Linked DNA regions of Homo sapiens: all the other regions are linked to region 2. The links are chromatin contacts, found by Hi-C or POLR2A ChIA-PET in ENCODE. All regions are on one chromosome and are shown on one strand. The core of a region is the stretch at or near the end of the contact, and the rest is flanking DNA. Distances in the headings are between cores, read along the strand shown. Region 1 holds the start of GSDME (gasdermin E). Region 2 holds the start of CBX3 (chromobox 3). Region 3 holds the start of OSBPL3 (oxysterol binding protein like 3).

Evidence for each region. Hi-C counts contacts between places; a loop is a spot of excess contacts on that map. ChIA-PET counts read pairs that join two places held with the same protein, here RNA polymerase II (POLR2A). Pooled maps may share reads with other maps.
Region 1: a pooled map shows a loop between it and region 2 (8-fold over the local background). The contact joins the promoter of GSDME here to the promoter of CBX3 in region 2. A Hi-C loop is called at or near these places in 1 of 37 single-sample maps with no recorded cell type and 10 of 50 pooled maps. POLR2A ChIA-PET finds 5 or more read pairs at or near these places in 1 of 52 experiments (Caco-2).
Region 3: a loop to region 2 is called in a map of ascending aorta, with 4 times the contacts of the local background. The contact joins the promoter of OSBPL3 here to the promoter of CBX3 in region 2. A Hi-C loop is called at or near these places in 2 of 168 maps with a recorded cell type or tissue (ascending aorta and naive thymus-derived CD4-positive, alpha-beta T cell) and 9 of 50 pooled maps. POLR2A ChIA-PET finds 5 or more read pairs at or near these places in 3 of 52 experiments (CD4-positive, alpha-beta memory T cell, Caco-2 and H1).

The regions. Positions count from the first base shown.
Region 1 is chr7:24,755,875-24,759,200 of GRCh38, reverse strand. It overlaps GSDME (gasdermin E), which reads left to right and starts at 1,737. Exons shown (of 10, transcript NM_001127453.2): 1 at 1,737-1,805. It overlaps LOC124901820 (translation initiation factor IF-2-like), which reads left to right. Exons shown (of 3, transcript XM_047421177.1): 2 at 1,264-1,539; 3 at 1,632-2,877. The coding sequence ends at 2,345. RefSeq lists silencers at 588-737, 1,548-2,127, 2,138-2,187 and an enhancer at 1,238-1,467.
Region 2 is chr7:26,200,339-26,203,580 of GRCh38, reverse strand. It overlaps CBX3 (chromobox 3), which reads right to left and starts at 1,836. Exons shown (of 6, transcript NM_016587.4): 1 at 1,755-1,836; 2 at 559-610. The coding sequence starts at 582. HNRNPA2B1 (heterogeneous nuclear ribonucleoprotein A2/B1) reads left to right here and starts at 2,835. Exons shown (of 11, transcript NM_002137.4): 1 at 2,835-3,009. The coding sequence starts at 3,004. RefSeq lists a silencer at 1,132-1,951 and enhancers at 2,892-3,242, 2,447-3,242.
Region 3 is chr7:24,978,608-24,982,175 of GRCh38, reverse strand. It overlaps OSBPL3 (oxysterol binding protein like 3), which reads left to right and starts at 1,998. Exons shown (of 23, transcript NM_015550.4): 1 at 1,998-2,290. RefSeq lists an enhancer at 529-698 and silencers at 1,839-2,348, 2,399-2,608.

The sequences.
Region 1 (3,326 bases), core at 488-2,987, 1.4 Mb after region 2:
ATCACCGTATAATTTTATAATGATAGAGAACCAATAGCATACATGAAAAGTCTCTTGACAGGGCTGGGATTCTTTCTTTCGTCCAACATCTCATCACATTAGCAAATCAGGGGCCTACCACCATGGACCATTTCGAACCACTTCTTCATCCAATAACCACTAATTGTGCACTTATTTTGCGCTGGGTACTGCAAGGATGTGTACTGCCCCACAGTCTAGGTGGAGAAACAAACAAAAGGATTCATTTCTTAATTCAACAATTATTTACTGGATAGCTACCATGTGTCAAATCCTAAACTAGGTGCTGGGCATAGGGAACAAAACAGACCAGCTGCCCTCATGCTGCTGACATTTTACAGGAGAGGATAATACATGAAATAAGAGGCACACAGTCTATCAGATGGTGGTGAGTGCAAAGAGAAAAATAAAGCAGAGGAGGAACTAGGAGGTGTTCCCGTGGGTGGGTGGGCAGCACTTTTAATTTGGATAGTCAGGAAAGGCTTTACAGTGAGGTGGATAATTGCAATCTAGAGATATGTTTAAAGCATAGCGGGGCCCAAGGGAAAGCGCTGCCGGGCTTCTCTACCTGCCCTCCCCGAACAGCCTTTAAGACAGCCACACAACTCCATACTGTGTGAGCTCTCGCAGGGCAGAAATTTCATTTTCTCTTACTCTTTGCTCTCAGCTTAGTAGAGAGCATTGCACAGTGAAGACGATACACTGACTGAAAGTGTCACTGAGCAATGGGCTCGTAACCTGAGGCACACAGAAACCAAACTGTGGCACAGGCTTTTGAGAAAAGAAAAACTTCTATTGCCAGTCAACTGGCAAGGAGACAAGAGGCAAAGCTTAAATCTGTCTTCTGGACCTGGGAGCGGGTCAGGCGTTTTTGGCATTTCTAACCAGTCCCAGGTGATGCCAATGCAGCCTTCTGCGGGGCGCGCGGTGTTCACAATTAGAAAGCTTTCCCTCTTGCACACGCCCGGGAGATTTTGGCTCTGCCTCGCTGTAACAACTTAAGTAATGGTTAATCGGTTTCAGCTGGTCCTAATGTTACAAAAAGAGCTAATATTTAAGTCAGTTCATCAGAAAGCAATGTTTGAGCACCAGCTATGCTGAGATTCCCTCGTTCAGTATTCGTTGAGCACCCAGTGTGTGAGAGCGCCTGGTTTTGCCCTCAAGGAGCTTAGAGTGGAGTTTACAGGAATGAATCACTGATTAGCGGCAGGCCTAAGTGTGGGCACTGTCGCACCACACACCCAGATACTACTCCAGGCACGGGCATTAGGGGCTCCCACAGGCTGGACAGGCCTTGGACTTTCCTGGTTGAACCGTGAGGCCGCGGTGTCAGTCCACACTCCACTGTGGGTGGCGGGTTCGGCCCCGCGAGGAGGCGCCGCTCTCAAACCCCACGGTCCCGCGCAGCGAAGAGGCGAGGCGGCCGCGGAAGGCAGGCGCAGCCCACTCTTCCCGAGAGGCCCCGACATCTCCCGGGTGAGTCCCGAAAAGCGCGCGGGGACTCCGGCTGAGCGCTGGGCCGTCAGCAACCCGGCTCCCAGAGAGTCACACGAAGGAGGGGAAGCGGCTCTCTCTGGGGCTTCTGGGAGGTCTGGCCCGGGCCCCTCCCGCAGCCTCCGGCGGCCAGTCCCGCGGCTCTGGGGCGCCCGGACCGAGCAAAGGTCCCGGCGGGCGGGCCCTCTCTCCGCCCTCCCCAAGCGCCCGCCCCCCGCCGGCCCAGCGCAGGCTCCTCCGACTCCGCCAGCGCAGGGGGCGCGGCTGCCGGGGACCCAGCAGCGGGCGCGCGGGTAAGTGCGCGGCGGGCGCGGGCTGCGGGATCCGCTCCGGGCTCCACTCCGGATCCTCTTTGGTCTGTTTGGGTGTCCCGGGCCGGGGGCAGCCGAGGCCGCGCGGCGCTTTCTCTCTGGGCCACCCTCCCCTCGCTCCTTCCTAGGGGAGACGAATCGATTGGCTGCCCGGCCGCCGGAACGGCAGGTCCCGTCGCTCCCCTCGCCTCCCGCATTCCCGGCCCGGTCCCCTCCCATCACCGCGTCCCGCCCCAACTCGCAGTCAGCATCCCCTTCCCATCCTCTCCCCGTCCCCGCTGCCACTTCCTTCCTTGGATGTTGGAAGCGCAGCTGGTATTTTCGTTCTCCCAACCCCCCAAACCCCCCCTCCCCATTCGTTCATCCTTTGTGTTCCGGTCTCTTCTCTGGGTGCTGCGGAGGCTCTCCCGGCTCGGGGGCGTGTGTGCAGGGAGGCGGACCGCGGAACAGATACGGAGTTCAGTCTCTCTGGACGGAAAAAAGTCCCCCTCCACTTTGCTCCGGTATCTAGAGAGCTCCTAGCTTGGGGAGGAGGCCAAGCCCCACTCGGTGTGCCTGGCATGCGCTGGAATGGCTCTCAAGAGCTGCCCGCGTGGCTTCCTTTGGTCTCCATTTGAGGACCTCTGACCCTTTCCAGAGCCGCTTGCCGTCTGCACCCCGAGGGGAAAGACTAGAGGGCACCTCTTAGAAAAGCGCTGGTTGTGGACTGAACACACCGACCACCCACTCCTCCAGAGTCTACTCTGTCCAGAATAGTGAATGGGATAATGAAAGGGATGGATGGCTTGCGGTCGCTGTCCTCGAGACGCAGGCAGGTGGGGCAAGTCCAAGTGGAATGAAAGGAGTGCTGTGGGGTTGGAGAAGCAGCTGAAGAGTGAAATTAATTGTCTTCACAATCTACCACCACCAAGCTCTTTTTCTAAAGGAGAAGTTGAGCCCAGACCATTAGGTAGATCTGAGAGAGAAAGGGCCCAACCCCCTAGCCACGGTCCCTTGGCTAGGTTCTTTGTTATTGTTGAGAGAGGGTCTCGCTCTGTCACCAAGGCTGGAGTGCAGTGGCACTATCCTAGCTCACTGCAGCCTTGAATTCCTGGGCTCAAGGGATCCTCCCATACACCCGTAGCTGAGACCGCAGGTGCCTGCCACCACACCGCATCTTCTCTATTCTTACCCAGACTGCCCTCTGTTACCCACTCCACTTCCCCAAAGCCTTTGGCGCCTCACTCTCCTTCTCCTTTCGAGCTCCTGCCTGTCTTATGACCATCATTGCGTTCACATACCGATTTTTATTTTAGAAAGAAATGATGAAATATTAATTTGTCTTCTCATTAAAAATGAGCTCAGGTACTGGGCTGTAGGGATAGGAAGATAAAAGATGCCACCTCTGTTCTAATTTAATAGACCCAATTGCACTTTGCTATCTAGAAAACTAAAACTAATTCAAAGTATGCTGAAATTGCTAACAATGAGACAAGTAGACAAGTACAGCCATGTTTCGTCTCC
Region 2 (3,242 bases), core at 587-3,086:
ATTTGCGATTTCGATCATTTTGTTTAAAAAACAAAACACTGCAATGAATTAAACTTAATATTCTTCTATGTTTTAGAGTAAGTTAAAACAAGATAAAGTGACCAAAGTAATTTGAAAGATTCAATGACTTTTGCTCCAACCTAGGTGCACAAGGTACCTTGTTCTTTAAATTGGGCTTTAATGAAAATACTTCTCCAGAATTCTGGGGATTTAAGAAAAATTATGCCAACCAACAAGGGCTTTACCATTTTATGTAACATTTTTCAACGCTGCAAAAATGTGTGTATTTCTATTTGAAGATAAAAATCCTCAGCAAAATCCACATTGCACTGTCCTTCAAAGATTAGCCTTCTTTGAACTAGTTAAGACACTATTAAGCCAAGCCAGTATCTCCCTGTAATGAATTCGTTTTTCTCTTAATTTTCCCCTGTAATTTACACTGGGAGAGCTGGGAAATATGTGGATGTAAATTTCTCAGCCACAGAGATGCAAAGTTATACTGTGGGGAAAAAAAACTTGAGTTAAATCCTTACATATTTTAGGTTTTCATTAACTTACCAATGTAGTTTTGTTGGAGGCCATTTTTTATTGCAGACTTGAAGAGCTATTACTAGAAAAATGCATGACAGTTAAGGTAAGTTTGCATGACACAAAAAAGGTAACTAAATACAAATTCTGTTTGGATTCCAACCCCCAAGTAGAGAGCGCACATTTCAAACGTGAATACAAATCCAGAGTAGATCTGCGCTCCTACCTACATTGCTTATGATGTACTTAAGTACGTGTCCTAACCATGTGAGTCTAGAAAGACTTTACTGGGGATCCTGGTACCTAAAACAGCTTCACATGGCTTAAAATAGGGGACCAATGTCTTTTCCAATCTAAGTCCCATTTATAATAAAGTCCATGTTCCATTTTTAAAGGACAATCCTTTCGGTTTAAAACCAGGCACGATTACCCAAACAACTCACAACGGTAAAGCACTGTGAATCTTCTCTGTTCTGCAATCCCAACTTGGTTTCTGCTCAGAAACCCTCCCTCTTTCCAATCGGTAATTAAATAACAAAAGGAAAAAACTTAAGATGCTTCAACCCCGTTTCGTGACACTTTGAAAAAAGAATCACCTCTTGCAAACACCCGCTCCCGACCCCCGCCGCTGAAGCCCGGCGTCCAGAGGCCTAAGCGCGGGTGCCCGCCCCCACCCGGGAGCGCGGGCCTCGTGGTCAGCGCATCCGCGGGGAGAAACAAAGGCCGCGGCACGGGGGCTCAAGGGCACTGCGCCACACCGCACGCGCCTACCCCCGCGGCGGCCACGTTAACTGGGCGGTCGCCGCAGCCTCGGGACAGCCGGCCGCGCGCCGCCAGGCCTCGCGGACGCGGGACCACGCGCCGCCCTCCGGGAGGCCCAAGTCTCGACCCAGCCCCGCGTGGCGGCTGGGGGAGGGGGCGCCTCCGCCGGAACGCGGGTGGGGGAGGGGAGGGGGAAATGCGCTTTGTCTCGAAATGGGGCAACCGTCGCCACAGCTCCCTACCCCCTCGAGGGCAGAGCAGTCCCCCCACTAACTACCGGCGCTGGCCGCGCGCCAGGCCAGCCGCGAGGCCACCGCCCGACCCTCCACTCCTTCCCGCAGCTCCCGGCGCGGGGTCCGGCGAGAAGGGGAGGGGAGGGGAGCGGAGAACCGGGCCCCCGGGACGCGTGTGGCATCTGAAGCACCACCAGCGAGCGAGAGCTAGAGAGAAGGAAAGCCACCGACTTCACCGCCTCCGAGCTGCTCCGGGTCGCGGGTCTGCAGCGTCTCCGGCCCTCCGCGCCTACAGCTCAAGCCACATCCGAAGGGGGAGGGAGCCGGGAGCTGCGCGCGGGGCCGCCGGGGGGAGGGGTGGCACCGCCCACGCCGGGCGGCCACGAAGGGCGGGGCAGCGGGCGCGCGCCCGGCGGGGGGAGGGGCCGCGCGCCGCGCCCGCTGGGAATTGGGGCCCTAGGGGGAGGGCGGAGGCGCCGACGACCGCGGCACTTACCGTTCGCGGCGTGGCGCCCGGTGGTCCCCAAGGGGAGGGAAGGGGGAGGCGGGGCGAGGACAGTGACCGGAGTCTCCTCAGCGGTGGCTTTTCTGCTTGGCAGCCTCAGCGGCTGGCGCCAAAACCGGACTCCGCCCACTTCCTCGCCCCTGCGGTGCGAGGGTGTGGAATCCTCCAGACGCTGGGGGAGGGGGAGTTGGGAGCTTAAAAACTAGTACCCCTTTGGGACCACTTTCAGCAGCGAACTCTCCTGTACACCAGGGGTCAGTTCCACAGACGCGGGCCAGGGGTGGGTCATTGCGGCGTGAACAATAATTTGACTAGAAGTTGATTCGGGTGTTTCCGGAAGGGGCCGAGTCAATCCGCCGAGTTGGGGCACGGAAAACAAAAAGGGAAGGCTACTAAGATTTTTCTGGCGGGGGTTATCATTGGCGTAACTGCAGGGACCACCTCCCGGGTTGAGGGGGCTGGATCTCCAGGCTGCGGATTAAGCCCCTCCCGTCGGCGTTAATTTCAAACTGCGCGACCGTTTCTCACCTGCCTTGCGCCAAGGCAGGGGGCGGGACCCTATTCCAAGAGGTAGTAACTAGCAGGACTCTAGCCTTCCGCAATTCATTGAGCGCATTTACGGAAGTAACGTCGGGTACTGTCTCTGGCCGCAAGGGTGGGAGGAGTACGCATTTGGCGTAAGGTGGGGCGTAGAGCCTTCCCGCCATTGGCGGCGGATAGGGCGTTTACGCGACGGCCTGACGTAGCGGAAGACGCGTTAGTGGGGGGGAAGGTTCTAGAAAAGCGGCGGCAGCGGCTCTAGCGGCAGTAGCAGCAGCGCCGGGTCCCGTGCGGAGGTGCTCCTCGCAGAGTTGTTTCTCGAGCAGCGGCAGTTCTCACTACAGCGCCAGGACGAGTCCGGTTCGTGTTCGTCCGCGGAGATCTCTCTCATCTCGCTCGGCTGCGGGAAATCGGGCTGAAGCGACTGAGTCCGCGATGGAGGTAACGGGTTTGAAATCAATGAGTTATTGAAAAGGGCATGGCGAGGCCGTTGGCGCCTCAGTGGAAGTCGGCCAGCCGCCTCCGTGGGAGAGAGGCAGGAAATCGGACCAATTCAGTAGCAGTGGGGCTTAAGGTTTATGAACGGGGTCTTGAGCGGAGGCCTGAGCGTACAAACAGCTTCCCCACCCTCAGCCTCCCGGCGCCATTTCCCTTCACTGGGGGTGGGGGATGGG
Region 3 (3,568 bases), core at 749-3,248, 1.2 Mb after region 2:
ATTAGGAAGACATTAATGAAAAAGCTCGGAACGGGATGCTAAACAACAAAGCCCTATGCAAATCACTTCCTTTCGGATTGAAGGCTTGTCTCCTACAGAAAAACCAATGCTAAAGAAACAGGCGGAGAGGCTGAAGGTGGAGAGCAAAAGAAAAAGAAAGAAAATAGCTTGAACGAGGAAAGGGACTGGCAGGAGGAGGACAGAGCAAGCCTCTCTCAGAGAGAAATTACAGAAAGACGGAAGGAGGTTTGGGAAAACCCAGTCTAAGCTGCTCCGACGGCGGGGCTGGGCGTGGGCAAGGTGCCTCCTTGGACGGTCCGCGCGCCTGCCAGACGCGTCCTTCCACTACCCGTCCAGCCACCTGGCGCTGGTCGGGCTTTGCGAGGTGGTTTAGGAACCGCGGAGTCATTCGATTTGAAATCTTCTCCAATAAGCTTCTCCGTGTGCCGACGTGGGCAGCATGACAGTGGATTTGCTCGGCAGCATCTCTGGCGCCTCCCGCCCTCGCCCGCCGCCTGCCAGATCCGAAACAGACAGTCCCAGACATTTCGCGAGGGGGATGGTTCCAGAAAGCGAAGATCTGAGCGTGGTGAATGAAATGTGAACAGAATAGCTCCGGAAAGAGTCTCAGAAACCTTGAATTGGGGTCAGTTTGGAGACTGAAAATGCGTCGAGCGCTGCAGGTGGTGGTTGGCAGGGGGATTTAACACTGTGGAGCCCTTACTCCGTCCCAGGCGCTGAGCCCAGCGAGCCACGCGCGGTGCCCAGCTCGGTGAGGTCGGTTAGTTGGGTCTTCAGGGAGGCTAAATACCCTGTATTTGCTATTCCCTTCGCCTGGAACGCTCTGTGCGAGACTGGGTGTGGCAGCTCCTTTCCCAGGCTCAGGAATCTGGGTAAAAGCCACCCTCGCCTAGAGGCCCTCAGGGTGAGCGCCCCATCACGCGCTAAACCACTTTCGAAAGTGGACTTGGCCCTCCTCTCAGTACTAACAGTCTGTCAGCCTTTTATTTTTTGCATAGATATGTATTTTCTCTTCTTTATTGTCTGTCTTTCCACAAAAAATGCAAGCCCCGTGAGTACTGGAGCCTGGTGCGCCTTTCTCACAGTTGCAAGCTCGCAACTGCTCCTGGCATATACTAGGTGCTCACTAAATGCTCATGCCCTTCCCACCCGCCACCTGCGGCACTCGACACATTTGCAGTCTGCAAACTGACCCCAAACCATCAGCTGCTTGCATTCGTCCTAGGATCAAAGAAGGCCATTGGGCTAGTGGGAAGTCAAGTCGGGTGGACTTTTCCGTCTTTCAGGGAGATTTAATAGTAACGACGGTGCTCTCCCCACCTCCTACCCCCTTGCACATAAACTGCACAGAACAAAATCACCCCGGCACGAATCTGCACGACTGCCTCTGGAGGTAGGGTCACGGTCTCCGAGCCCCGGGTCTCACACTGATGCTGTCCTTTGTCATCTCGTGCCTAGAGTGCTGCCTCCCTATGTATTTCCTCTGTTCTCGACTCCTCTGCCACAGTCTGACTTTCTCGGGAGGTCGAGTTCTCCTAGCCTGTGCGACCGCAAGGGTCCCCTGGAGCCTTCTCCGTAAACCTGCCCCTCCCGCGCTGCCCTCACTTTTTCCTCCTTCCCTGGCCCGGAAAAGCCACTAGAGGAACATTTACCGAACGCCTACCGCGCGCAGGCACCGAGCTGGGCCACCGGGAGCCCCACCCAGTGCCTCGCCGCAGGACTCGCCTCCCTCCGCCCTCCCAACCCATCCGGAATCCGGGGTCCCTAGTTCCCCCGCCGCGTCATGGAATCCGCTGGCTTCTTCCGAGGACATCGCCCCACCTCCTTCCCGAAAGGCGACTTCTGATTGGTGAGATTGTGCATCACTCTGCCGCCCTCCCGCCCCCTCGGGGCCCCGCCCCTGGGCCTCTCAGGCCCCTCCCCTGCGCTCCCGCCCTTGCGCGGCTCCTCGGGCTAATCGCCGGGCGGCGCGCGCCGAGAAGTTCTGGGCAAAGTACTCAGAACTGGCCGCGTGCTGGTGGCGCCCGCCAGCCGGCCCGGGAGAGGGGACTTGAGCGCTTCGCGGCCGGTGCGCAGCGCGGCTCCGGCCCCGCAGTCTGTCTGCAAGTGGCCATCCCCGCCCCCGACTCCTGCGGCCGGTGCGGGAGCTGTCAGCTGCACGTTGCGGGGGTACCGGAGAAGCCGGGGTTGCCTTCTCCCGGTTCTGTGCGCTAACCCCGGAGCCCGGCCCCGGGGAACTAGGGAGCGTCTCCGGCTGCACAGCGCTCAGGTGAGTGGCGGGGCGCCCGCCTAAATGGGGCCTGGGTGTCGGGGGGCCTGGCGGCGGCGCGGGCTCGGAAGGGCTGCTGTTTGCGGGGCGCCGCGGTTCTCTGCCGGACCGGGGTCTGTCCGAGTCGCCCGGGGAGGCTCCGGCCCTGGGGCAGACCCAAGCCTGGGAGCTTGGGTGCCGGCTGCAGCTCCCGGGGAAGGAGGACCCGGGTCTCACCCACCCCAGGACACCTTCCCTCGAGGGACGGCTCAGAGGATTGACCGCCAGGAGGAGCCGAGCGCAGGGGCCGCGGCGCAGGTGCGGGAGGACGCGGCGCGCGGAGCTGTCCTGGGCAGCGGGGAGGCGCTACGCCGGGGCTAGAGGCTCAGGAAGCCTGGTAAATTGGGGCGAGCGCGAAGCTTTACCACATCCGCGGGATGGGGCGCGCCGGAGAGACTGAGACAACGCTCGCGGGGCAGGCGCTCCGCTCGCCCGCCTTCCCAACCCCGGCTTGCTCAGCTCCCCGGTGCTGGGCTGGAGGCCCAGGGCACATTCCTTTCTTGTCTGAATTTACATATTCATCAGCTTTCTGGCCCCTTCTGGAATTTTTTTTTTTTGTTAGTTTCCAATTACTACTGTTCAGATCACCTTCAGGCTCACCCTAACTCTCGTCTCAGTGTCTCTCACATTGGTCCTTTCCTGGAGGCCCTGCAGCGTCTTAGTTCAGGGTCTTAGGGACTTATGCACTCTGTCTGAACGTTGTCTACAGTTGGGTTTTCCTACCTCTGTCTCTGTTTATTCCGTGGTCAGGTAAATTCTTTAAGTACTGTCATCATAAGCCAGAAACTCCCAGGCAGCCTCTTAGCGCTGCCCAGCTTCCCGGGGAGCGTTTGTGGCCTCTGGAGTCGCTGATGGGCACTGTCGCAGGTCGTCCAGATACTTCTTAAGCAGGGGCGCGCCGCCCTTCCTTCGGCAACGCAACTTGCTTGCTGCCTTCTGCACACTTGTGCTTGTCCTTCTCCGCCTCACAAGCCACCAGTCTCCTCAGTCGGGACTCTTGGAGCTGAGGGGACTGTGAAGTTGTCGGTTTCCATGTGTCTGCGTACTGCGCAGAGGTGCTTGAGACCCCCTAGGTGTTGCTCTGACCCTCAGAGTTTGAGTATTGGGATGAGGGCATTTAGAAATATTTTAAACTACAGCTGCAAAAGAGATACTTCCACAGATGGGTGAAAGCGAAGGCCTGGCTTCTCATCATCTGCACTGTACCCCGCAAGTATCATACAAGGTGAGGTCCTTGGC